Regions from separate parts of the Homo sapiens genome. Here region 1 is linked to region 2. Evidence: chromatin contacts called from ENCODE Hi-C or POLR2A ChIA-PET data. All regions are on one chromosome and are shown on one strand. Each heading gives the region's core, a stretch centred on a gene start or an enhancer-like site at or near the end of the contact. The rest is flanking DNA. Distances are from core to core; before and after follow the strand shown.

What was found. Hi-C counts contacts between places; a loop is a spot of excess contacts on that map. ChIA-PET counts read pairs that join two places held with the same protein, here RNA polymerase II (POLR2A). Pooled maps may share reads with other maps.
Region 1: a loop to region 2 is called in a map of naive thymus-derived CD4-positive, alpha-beta T cell, with 17 times the contacts of the local background. The contact joins the promoter of POLR1C here to the promoter of TAF8 in region 2. A Hi-C loop is called at or near these places in 1 of 168 maps with a recorded cell type or tissue (naive thymus-derived CD4-positive, alpha-beta T cell) and 8 of 50 pooled maps. POLR2A ChIA-PET finds 5 or more read pairs at or near these places in 1 of 52 experiments (T-cell).

What each region holds. Positions count from the first base shown.
Region 1 is chr6:43,514,186-43,519,929 of GRCh38, reverse strand. It overlaps POLR1C (RNA polymerase I and III subunit C), which reads right to left and starts at 2,841. Exons shown (of 9, transcript NM_203290.4): 1 at 2,752-2,841; 2 at 2,553-2,624; 3 at 490-597; 4 at 92-224. The coding sequence starts at 2,820. YIPF3 (Yip1 domain family member 3) reads left to right here and starts at 3,004. Exons shown (of 9, transcript NM_015388.4): 1 at 3,004-3,203; 2 at 3,835-4,041; 3 at 4,229-4,335. The coding sequence starts at 3,123. RefSeq lists an enhancer at 2,715-3,264.
Region 2 is chr6:42,045,962-42,052,538 of GRCh38, reverse strand. It overlaps TAF8 (TATA-box binding protein associated factor 8), which reads right to left and starts at 2,015. Exons shown (of 9, transcript NM_138572.3): 1 at 1,953-2,015; 2 at 1,026-1,182. The coding sequence starts at 1,997. It also overlaps a transcript of CCND3 not described here. RefSeq lists enhancers at 1,289-1,840, 1,510-2,059, 1,841-2,392, 4,149-4,198, 6,313-6,362 and 1 more and a silencer at 3,529-3,778.

The DNA.
Region 1 (5,744 bases), core at 1,592-4,091, 1.5 Mb before region 2:
GATGTACAAAGATAAGTAACTTACCCAACATCACAGTCAACCAGGATTTGAACCCAGATAGTCCACTTCTCCCAAAATTTCATTTTCTCACCTTGGTTCCGATACTCAAAAAGACGGGGATCAGCATGAATGGGAATGAGCCCCAGACGGTGAGCAAGAATCTCATCCTGAACAATGGATGTATTATTGTACACCAGGACCTTCTCCACAGCCATAGTTGGCACCTGCCCAAGGAAAAATAACCACTTATCTGCAAAAACCCAACAGACCCCCTACCTATCCCCGTAACCCCAACCTCCAGAGGTAGGGAGCTATCTCTCTTCCTAGAATGTTTAATGAGAAATTTACAAAGAATGAGAAGGTAAAATGCTCAGCAAAATTCCAGGAAAATTAAGGAGGGAAGGACAGCTTGAGACACTTAATTCTCCAAGTGAGGTGTCAGTGCAGTTCCCAAAGCAACTCCAGCCTTGTCACCATGCCTGCCAATACCTCAGCTAGCAGAATTCGTCGAAAAGCATTGGCAATGGCTGCGTCAATTCCCACCATGTCAAACTCCAGTGAGTTTTCATCCATGTGTACTACATCCACACGGAAATTCTAGAGGGACAGGAAAAAACATTTAAGTGAAATCTGCTCTCTGTGTAATATCTCTTCATACCTCCCCCTTAGATAATTCCCTCAAGTATTATCCTCTCATCCAAAAACCTCCCTTTGCCCAAATGTCTCTTATTAAATATTCTATCTCGCCCAGTGTTTTAAGTTTCATGAAAAGTCTCCATTTTTGTCGTCCATTCATTAAAACCCTATGCAATATGGCTTCCAACCAAACCATCCACAGAAGCTATTCTACTGAAGAACAGAAACTACCATAGTGCTTAGTTTTGTTGACACTACTCAGTCCTCTTACTAGACTTCTGTTATGCTTGGCATTGATTAAAAAACCCCCTCCTGGCCCGGCACAGTCACTCACACCTGTAATCCCAGCACTCTGGGAGGCTGAGACGGGCAGATCACAAGGTCAGGAGTTTGAGACCAGCCTGGCCAGCATGGTGAAACCCCGTCTCTACCAAAAATACAAAAAATTAGCTGGGCATAGTGGCGCATGACTGTAGTCCCAGCTACTCGGGAGGCTGAGGCAGAACTGCTTGAACCCGGGAGGCGGAGGTTGCAGTGAGCCAAGATCGCGCCACTGCACTCCAGCCTGGGACATAAGAGTGCCTCATGAAAAGCAAAGAAAAAAATCTCCTCCTTTTTTGAACTATTCCCCTGGTTTCTGAGCTCTGAGCTCCACTCTTCTTCCTTCTCTGATGATCGACTTCCACCCATCTCTAAATTTGCCAGGTTCTTGTCTCTCTCCCAGGTCACCTTAACTGTACTAACAGTTTTAGCAACTATCTGTTCTGACAACTCCCAAAATGTTATCTCACTTCTGATCTCATTTCAAGCATGCAGTCTTCTAGCCTGCTAGATTTCTCCACATGCAGAAAACAATGCATCATCATTCCCGTTCCCCAGACCCATTTCTCCTCTCAGTAAATGATACCACAATGCATCAAAGCAGTTCCCAAGCCAAAAAGTCATTTTATGCTACCCCCACAGCCTTTACCAAAGCAATCATAAATTTACCTTCTATTCTACCTTTGCTCTATTTCTACCATCAGTCTTAGTTCATGTCTTCAACCTCAGCTTCCCTTACAACAGATCTGCCTGCTCCATATGATCCTCCTCAAACTCATTCCCTCCCAGCCACCAAGGTTGCAAATCTCATCATGTCTGCTTAAGAACTATTCAATCTCCCTATCATCAACAGTGCCCAAGACACACTTCAACCTTGCCTACCACTCATGCCAGAACTACTTGGACATGCCCGGAGCACACTTCACACAAGCCATAATTTTTTTTCAAGCATTAACCTTTTTCATTGTTCATACTTTATTCCTTGTATCAACAGGTTAAAAAAGTAAAATTTTCCCAAGCACTGATTTACAGATCATGTTTATAAGCTGCACGCAAAGGTCAGTTGCCTAAACGGTAACATTCAGTAATCTATTTAAATGCAATTTTAACCCTTATTTTAAGCTAAGTGAAACAATACAAAAGACTAAATACACACAAAACCTGTATATCCTGAACTTCACTGACTTGAAACAAACCCTTCATAATTTAACTCCTGTTCTTTTTTACTTACCATTCAAGGCTCAATTGAGATGTACCCTCCTCTTGAAATGTTAAGTACCTCTCCGCCCCTCTTCCTGGTCTCAGCGTAATGCTCCCCACCCCAACCCTGCCGTCTTCATCGCTATCAACCACCTTCACCATATTACACTAGATTCACTGTTTATACACACCATTCCTCAACAAGACTGAACATCTTTGCAGAACTGGGTAGAAACCGTGTCTAATTTGGCCTGTAAACGGAGCGTCTAGCACATTGCTCAACAAACTTACAAACGGAGCGACCCCCAAGAGCAGCTTCTGAGACAGACACAGGCTGCTCAGACCACAAGGTCTGGCCTTCATAACCCTCCCCAGACAACTCCGGCCCCACTTACCTTCTCGAAGCGGTCCTGGTCCCAGGCATCATCATAACCGGAATAGTTACCGGGAAAGTCAGTAGTATGGACCTAGAGCAAAGGGACGAATTTGTCCACGAAGGGACAGTGAGCCCACAGCTATCCCCACGCCAATCCCAAGACCCATCCCTGTTCCGCTCTCATTCCTCCCGCCCGAGCTCAAGGCCACAAGGCTTACATTGCGAACCCCAAACTCCCCCAGAACCACGCGGCTCCGCATTTCCTCCACCGCCTGAGAAGCCGCCATCTTCAATCTCTCCACGAGACTAGAGGTTCTATCTCGCGCGTGCGTCCTAGTAGCCCTGCTCCGTCTCCGTGGCAACGCACCGCCTCCTGGAATCTTAAATATCGCGAGATTTTTCCCCGCCCCCGTCCACGTCCCCAGCTTCCGGAAGTTGCTTTTGTCCAAACATCCGGGCTTCTCCTTTTTGTGTTCCGGCCGATCCCACCTCTCCTCGACCCTGGACGTCTACCTTCCGGAGGCCCACATCTTGCCCACTCCGCGCGCGGGGCTAGCGCGGGTTTCAGCGACGGGAGCCCTCAAGGGACATGGCAACTACAGCGGCGCCGGCGGGCGGCGCCCGAAATGGAGCTGGCCCGGAATGGGGAGGGTTCGAAGAAAACATCCAGGTAATGGCCCCAAGGCACCAGCTGCCAGCAGCCGGAGGGCCGGCGATGTCCAGAAGTGTCTTGGGGATTCCCCCTCTGGGCCTGGAAGTCCGCTCCATTTACAAAACTCTCTTCTTTGGGTCTTCGTGCACACTAAAGTCAGTGGGATTAACATTGACCTGAAAGGGCCAGACTACTACTCCAGCCTGAGGATCTCGGGTTTCAGGGCCCGCCCGAGGCATTAGGAAGAAGGTATTCTTGGAACAAGTTAGGAGGTTGGTCGGGGTAAGGCATGGAGTGGGGTTGGGTGGGATTCACTGGCATTCGCTGAAAACATACTATGTGTATAGTTTTGTTTGGGGCTTAGGAAAGAAGGAAATGGGCACTTTTTCAGCCTTTTAGTCTTTGATAGGTAACATAGGAGAAAGACATGAATGGAAGACTAGTAGGTTTCCCAGGCTAGAAAAGATAGCCAAAGCTAGAAACCAGGCGTTCTGAGAGCATATGAGGGGGAATGGAGTGGCATGATCTGTAGTGATTCCAAGCCGTATCCTCAGCAGTGGAAGAACAAAGCCCTAAACCCTGGGATGAGCAGAGGACTTAATGGATGGAACAGAAAAGTCCTGCACTCTAGGAGCCATTGTCTTCACAGGGCGGAGGCTCAGCTGTGATTGACATGGAGAACATGGATGATACCTCAGGCTCTAGCTTCGAGGATATGGGTGAGCTGCATCAGCGCCTGCGCGAGGAAGAAGTAGACGCTGATGCAGCTGATGCAGCTGCTGCTGAAGAGGAGGATGGAGAGTTCCTGGGCATGAAGGGCTTTAAGGGACAGCTGAGCCGGCAGGTGGCAGATCAGGTAAGCAAGATTGAATCCTCTGCAGGTAGAAAAGTAGACCTAGGTATGTCCCGTGTTCTGGAATTGGTGTTGGTGATGTTCGCCCCAGGTTGTCCAGTTAGAACCATGTAGAAATCAAACGGAAAATAGGCAACAGGATCTAGAACCAACAGTACCACAATACCTATGCCCATCTTCCTTACTTCAGATGTGGCAGGCTGGGAAAAGACAAGCCTCCAGGGCCTTCAGCTTGTACGCCAACATCGACATCCTCAGACCCTACTTTGATGTGGAGCCTGCTCAGGTGCGAAGCAGGTGAGGAGCCTTCTCTTGAAGAAGCTTCCCTCCTAACACCTAGACCTTCATGCACACTACAGTCAGATTTCAAGCCCTGGGCTCTGATGGGCTCCCCGTCTTCATGACCCCATCACCTCTCATCACTGCACCTGTCACTGAAACAAGTAATAATAGCACACCATCTTCCTCTTCTTTTCCATCTAACTGACTACTCATCTTCCCTCAAAACCTACCTCAGATGTCACTTCCTCTGTTCCACATTCCTCAATCCCATCCCCAGTTTGTTCTCTCCTGGTGTTCCTATAGAACTCTGTGCTTGCCAGCCGGGCATGGTGGCTCACGCCTGGAATCCCAGCACTTTGGGAGGCCGAGGCGGGCGGATCACAAGGTCAGGAGATCGAGACCATCCTGGCTAACACGGTGAAACCCTGTCTCTACTAAAAATGCAAAAAAAATTAGACAGGCGGGTGCCCGTAGTCCCAGCTACTCGGGAGGCTGAGGCAGGAGAATGGCATGAACCTGGGAGGCGGAGGCGGAGCTTGCAGTGAGCCGAGATCGTGCCACTGCACTTCAGCCTGAGCAACAAAGTGAGACTCCATCTCAAAAAAAAAAAAAAAAGAACTCTGCGCTTGCCTCTAATAGACAGCACTTCACCACTGCTATCCTTTCTTATTCCTGGAATCTTCCTTCCAGAGACCAACAGCATCTCAAAAGCAGGCTCTGTCTTGTTTATCTTTTTATTCCCAGCACCAGAACAGTCTCAGAATCAAAATATCAGGGCATAGTTTTTGAGTGACTTTTCAAGAACTAGATTTAATCCTGGCTTGGTTTTTTTGTTCATCCTTTAATCAATGCTAATCAAATACCCAGGACCACTCAGCAGGTATTTATTAAGCATTTGCTCTGTGCCAGACGCTAAACTAATCGTATCTGGTTCAGTGGTGAAGATAGATGGGAGCCTTGCTCTTGAGTGCAGTTACAGTACAGTACTCATTCTATGATGGGGCACACAGGAGGGATATGTGAGCCAAAGCAGGTTGGTGGGTGGGACAGGACAAGTTTCCCAGAGGAAGTAAAACCTAGCTAAAATCCCAGGTATGATTAGGAGCTAGCCACTTGAGAGAAGAGGGAAGTGACTAAATTTTCATACCACTTCACATATATTTTTCAAGAAAATACTCGAAAGTGCCTGGAGGCACAGATAAGCAGGAAGAGGAGGCGTTTTTACTATTCCCTCAGTAACACCTTTCATTCTAAACTTTCCATCTAGCCGGCTAGACTTTTCCCAGGGCTTCCTCATTATAACCCTGAATTCTGGGTACTCTCTGCTGAGGTCTGCCTGTCTTGTCATGTCTTTGTTTTGTTTTGTTTTGAGATGGAGTCGCACTCTGTCACCCAGGCTGGAGTGCAGTGGCGCGATCTCGGTT
Region 2 (6,577 bases), core at 766-3,265:
ACCAGCCTGGCCAACATGGTGAAACCCTGTCTCTACTAAAAATACAAAAATTAGCCAGGCGTGGTGGTGCACGCCTATGATCCCAGCTACTTGGGAGGCTGTGGCAGGAGAATTGCTTGAACCTGGGAGGCGGAGGCTGCAGTGAGCTGAGATTGTGCCACTGCACCCCAGCCTGGGCAACACAGTGAGACTCTGTCTCAAAAAAAAAAAGGGGGGGGGGGCTTTTCCCCTTCATTCTTTGTATCACACAATCTAGCATTTCATTACATAATGTGATGATATCTATTGCATGGGGAATTAGTCCTGACTCCCCAACAAAAGTCCTTAAGGGCACCCATAACTCACCAAGAGCTTAAAATCTCCCCAGCACTGAATGTTTTATATATACATCTCACTTACACTCACAAATCCATGAGGTAGAAACTGTTATCCCATTTCAGAAATGAGGAAATTGAGGTTCAGGAGATTCAGTGGCTTGCCCAAGCTATTAAGTGACAGAGTGATGATGTACACCAAGTCTATCTGATTCTAAAGCCTGTAAGTCACTTCATTATGCTCTTTTCTGTTTTTGTTGTTGTTGTTGGAGATGGAGCCTCACAGGCTGGAGTGCAGTGGTGCGATCTCAGTTCACTGTAACCTCTGCCTCCCAGATTCAAGCGATTCTCCTGCCTCAGTCTCCCGAGTGGCTGGGATTATAGACACCTGCCACCACGCCCAGCTAATTTTTTTGTGTGTTTTTTAGTAGAGACGGGGTTTCGCCACGTTGGCCAGGCTGGTCTTGAACTCCTGACTTCAGGTGATCCACCCGCCTCAGCCTCCTAAAGTACTGGGATTACAGGCGTGAGCCACCACGCTCGGCCCATTGTGCTGTTTTCTTTTCTCAACTTTTTACATTAAAAAAAATTTTTTTTCTCCCCTCTTAAGAAAAAAGTTTGTTTCTTAAATCCTCTCAAACACTATCACAAAGCAGGGCACAGAACTGATGTTGGGGTTGACTCCAAGGCCAAGTGTTTCCATGTACTCACAGCTCTGCAGCATCTCTGTCAGCGTTTCCACGGATGCTTTCTCGGCACTCTCAAACCCTGCCTCTGTCAGCAAGGAGCTCACAACCACCTGCAGGGTTCTCCTCCGGGCCAGATGATAGTTATCGGCAGGGTTAGTGGACTGTTTACTTCCCGATCTCTGTGAATCAGCAGAGAGATTTTCATCCACAGGAGAAGGATGCAATCACATAGTTCATACGTGGTCAACGGCAAGCAAAGTTATTTTACTAAATAATTTTATTTTAAAAATCAGTGCTTAATGTTTAGATTTACAGATCTTGGCCAACTGAGTAAAAATTGAGCACCCAAGGTGCTTTAAATACAGAGACCACTTCTCCGCTTACCTAAAACGTACAGTCCCAATGAGATAAAATAGCAGGTCTTTTACTTTCTACTTTAGCAGATTATTAGAATACATAGCTGAAGAAACACGCATGATGGGATTAAGACGTGTCCCGCAGAAAAAACAGGATCCCTCTCTTGTGCCTCCCATCTTCACACCATTTCATTGAAAGGGAAAATGAAAACAGTAACAAGAGGTGACCGCGAGGAGAGGAGGGCAAAAGATAAAAGCACAAAAAAGTAAGAAAGCTAAATATTTTGAAACGGGAATGCCTTTCAACTTTGGCCGGCCAATAAGAAGGCGAAAACGGCATCTTCAGACCAATCGGGGGTGTTCCGGGCTCCCAACCCCCAACAGCGAACGAGCCAATCAAGACACAGGTCCGCCAACTCCGGAGGCCGCAGCCAAGTCCCAAGGAGGGGGCGCCTACGGCCTGAAAACACCCTCCGCCAGTCGGAGCTCATGATGGGGCTGAATTTCTGGGCATTATCTTGTTGCTCAGTCGAGGGGAAAGTTGCAGGATACCCAAACTCTCTCGGCTCCGAGCCCGCGCTTCCTGCCCTTACCGTTCCGGAGCCACCGGCCCCAGCTGTGGCCGCCGCGTCGGCCATCTTGTTCTGGCGTAGTGTGCGCGAGCGCGGGGCGCGATGGGACTTGTAGTCGCGGGGCGGGGCGGGGCGGGGCGGCGTGCGCCCCTTGGTTTTCCGAAGCCCAGTCGGTTGGGGGACGCCTCCGGTGACCCCGGCTCACGTGACTTTTTTTTTTTTTTTTTGGATACAGAGTCTTGCTCCGTTTCACAGGCTAGAGTGCAATGGCGCGATCTCGGTTCACTGCAACCTCCACCTCCCAGGCTCAAGCGATCCTCCCGCCTCAGCCTCCGGAGTAGCTGGGATTACAGGCGGGCACCACCACGCCCCGCTAGTTTTTGTATTTTTAGTAGAGACCGAGTTTCGCCATGTTGGCCAGGCTGGTCTCGAACACCTAAGCTCAAGCAGTCCGCGGCCTCGGCCTCACAAGGTGCTGGGATTACAGGCGTGAGCTACCGCGCCAGCCTCACGTGACCTTTTGAGAGTGAAGTGTTCTGGGGCCTTCAGTGGCTTGGTTGTGGGCCAGGAAAACGCGCCCGGTTTCACTGAGTTAAAAGAAACCTATTTTAATATGAAAATCGGTTCTTATAAAGAGCATACCAGGAGATCATCTACACTCGCAGGGTTTTCCAAACTTGTCTTATTATTAGTAACACCTGGCTGGGCCCAGCCCAATCCCAGTGACTTCACTCTCTGGAAGAGGGGCTTGGGAATCTTTCTCATTAAGGAGCTCCCCAGATGATTCTTCTGAGCGAGTAATGTTGGGAAACCCTGGAGCATCCAGCCTGGTGATTTTGTGCTGAGGGCCGCCCCGCCTGTCAATGGCCCACTTGGAAGTAGAGCCTGGACCACCTAGTCCAAGTCTATCGCTGCATCCTGCTGCCTTCGCGCCCTCGACCCGCAAGTATTTGCGAGGCAAGTCTAGGGGGCGGGAGACTTGTCCCTTGCCGCCTCACTCCCAGGGCGTGGGGTGCCCGCGGCTACCAGTGGTTTTCTCCCTAGCCTGTCAGCCCCTCTAGCTGCGCCGTGTTCGTCCCCATTTGCAGGTGCCTGGCAGGACGCAGATTCTGGGCTTGGATCCTAACACTAGCCAGCTATGGTACTTCGGGCACTTGACCTTAATCCTCAGTGTGTCTCAGTTTCCTCTTCTGTAAAGCTGGGGGAAAGATGAGATGATACACAGAAAGAGTCTGTCACAGTGCCTGACGTGTAGTAAGAGTCAAGAAATCGGCCGGGCGCGGTGGCTCTCGCCTGTAATCCCAGCACTTTGAGAGGCCGAGGCGGGTGGATCACCTCAGGTCAGGAGTTCGAGACCAGCCTGACCAACATGGTGAAACCCCGTGTCTACTAAAAATACACAAAATTAGCCGGGCGTGGCGGCGTGCGCCTGTAGTCCTAGCTACTCGGGAGGCTGAGGCAGGAGAATAGCTTGAATCCGGGAGGCGGAGGTTGCAGTGAGCCGAGATCGCGCCACTGCACTCCAGCCTGGGCGACAGAGGGAGACTCCATCTCAAAAAAAAGAAAAAGAAAAAGAAGTCGCTCCTCATGATGTTGTTTACTTCCTGGATAGCACGTGGAGGAGTTGCCAACGCCGGGAGGCAGCGGTCCGGGAACCCGTGCTGCCCCGGCCCCGCCGCCCACACCTGAGCCTCCGTGGCGCCCCGCCCCCGCACCTATGCCGCGTGGGGCGGGGGCTGCGGGCGGGGGTGCGCGGCGCCGGATGAGCCTCCTGGCCTCGCCGAGGGTGTACAGGGGGTGGGAGAGTCAGGCCGGGGACCGAAACTTGGCTGAGCAGAGCACCAGCCCCTTTGTCTCCTCCGCCCCCTCTTCCCCACTTCCTGCCCAGCTCTGGATCGGCGGCGCGGCGCGGACTTTGTAAACACTTCGCCACTGCAGGGGTGGAGACTGGCTCTGTTCGGATGCCGGCCGGGGGGGAGAGGTGCAATCCTCTCCTCGCGGCTGGTGGTTGCGACCACCCCCACTCCCCAAAGGCAGGCTCCGGAGGCGGCGGGACAGAGCGCCTGCGACCCCAGTCGGTGCTCCGGGGAGGTCACCTGACGAGGAGGTAGGCTTGGGTGCTGGAGAAACCGGGGTAGATGGGATGTCAGCTCAGGCTGGAGACCATGCGTTGGGGATCGGTGCTGGGTGGGTCAATGGGGTCGCCGCATCCTCATCACTTCCTAGTTGGCACCGAAAGCTTGGCTCACTTTCCCACTGAGTGAGGTGTTCTGCACGGAATTGAAGGGCAGAGAAACCCCCAAAGGCCCTGAGCCCTCTGTATGTACACACATCGGCACAACCCCCTCCAGCTGATCTGGAAGCCCCGTGGCTTTACCGGGCTGTTGGTCTTCTCATGCCTCAAAGATGGGGTGGAAGGCCAGTAGGAGGGCAGACCAGTGTGGATGGGGAGTCTGTGAGTGCTCTGGCAAGTGCACCGGGATGAAACTGGAGGGAGGGACCCCTCAGTGGTGTCTGATTGATACATAGATGATGATCTTAGCTTCTTCTGTGTCTCTTGAAGTGCCAACAAGAGGAATAACTGAATAAATTGGTTGCTGTTACTAAGGGAGCATTAAGTTATTCATTTGCATTGATTGAACACCTACTATGTGCCTGGCATTATATGGAATGCTGAGGGTGCAATGATGTTATTCATCCACAGCTAATATGGATCACAAAACAATAGACATAGATGCCAAGTACACTGGCTGGGGTGGCTGGGAAGGCTTCAGAGAGAAAAGGACATTTGAGTTGGGTTCAGAAGGATGAAAAGCATAGAAGTCTTTGGGGGCACTTATTCCACAGAACTGGATTGAACCCCAGCTGTGGTGTTGGACACTGGAATATAGGGGCGACCCAGAAACAATTCCTGCTCCCTTTAATCCACTGTCTAACCATCAAGGGAATGAACAGGATGAATCCCAGAAAAGGCAGTTTTCTGGGCTGGGTCCCAAGAACCCAGGAATTCCCAGCTGGGTACAGCTGGGAGGGTCCACCTGGGGGTGATGTGACAGTCCACACAATCCTGGGCACCCCCTCCTCATCCCTGGACTCTGAGACTGTTTCCTCTGACGAGTCCTTGCCCTCTGCCTACCACCTCATTTCTCTTTGGGACCAGACGTGGATAGAGAAGTGGATCTCCCTTTGCTTCCTCACAGATTCTTCTGGCCGTTCAATTCTGGGGCTCCTTCGGGAAATGACTGACACAGCAATTTATGAATTCATTCAGCACCTATTTGCTATGGCCATACTCCATCTGCACAGGCTATTCCCACAGCTGTTGGGGATGTCATGGTAATCAAATCAGAGTTTCTTCCCCTGGAACTTAACACTGAAAGCCTCTGATAATTGTAGCAGAGTTCTAGTCTATGCCAGTTATTGAGATCATGACCTCCATGGTCCCAAACATCTTCTCCTTCCGGCTTCCCCTTCCCTCAAGGGCTTAGAATACTAGCTAACAGTTACATAACACTGTCAGGTACTCTTCTAAGTGGCTTAGAGATCATATCTCATTTAAACCTCCTAATATAGTCCTATGAGGTAGGCATTAGGATTCTCTCCATTTTATAGACGAGGAAACGCAGGCACTGGAGATAAGTAATCTTCCTTCAGACACAAGAAACAAATGGCAGAGCTGGGATTTAAACCTAGGTCACTTGATTTGGGAGGCTTTATTCTTAACCATTAGGCTAGCCTGCCTCCTTCGCTGACCACAAAAAATGTGCACTTGAGCCAGGAACTTAGGAGTTTCCTAAAGGGAGTCTGTGGTCCTGTATCTTGGATGATACAGCCATCTGTTAGCTGAGCCATAGGGCTGGTACTGTTTACAGTGAGCCCAGCAGGCCTGGAATAGAGTTGTGGGAACTGCACAGAGCTGGTATCCTTTCCTGATGGCTGTGTGTGTGTGTGTGCGCGCGCGTGTGTGCGTGCACACAAACGTATGAATGTTTCCCCCTGTGTAAGCCTCACTCAAAGGGAAAGGAGGAATATGAATAAACCGGGAGGAATGAACTAAGATTATATTCAAGAAAGAACTTCTCAACTTGGACGTGATGTGCCAGAATCTGGGGATTTGGGAAACCAAGACACCTCTTTTGTTGGGAATTAAGAATAGCAGAGATGCTCACATTCTAGATGTGCATTCCAGCTTGGTAGATGAGTAAGGAAGATGGCCAAGGAGTGGGTCCAGGCTTAAGATGCTCACACCTCTCTTTCCCACAGCTCCTGCTTCCAAAGCTGCATCTGTATATCCTACCCAGTCCCTCCAGACAGGCTGGGATAATGCTGGTGATGCAAGCGAGAGCACGGGACAGTTTCCATGGATTCCAGCCCCTTTTCCACCTCCTTTCTGAAACGCTTTTAAATTTCTTACAAGGGCCCTCCCCACAGGTTTGGGGAGGCCTTGAGGCGGTCCCTCTCTGCCTGCAGTCAAAGCACTTCGTGCATCTGTCTTTGAGAAAGGGATGTGTGTTGGGGGCATGGGTATTGATGCTGGGAGTCGAGGGTGGGAACTGGGTGGAGGGTGGCTGCACTGAGAAAACGGGTAAGCAGGACGTGAACCTTAAGAACTATAAACCTCCAAGCTGCTCTTCTCCCACGCACGC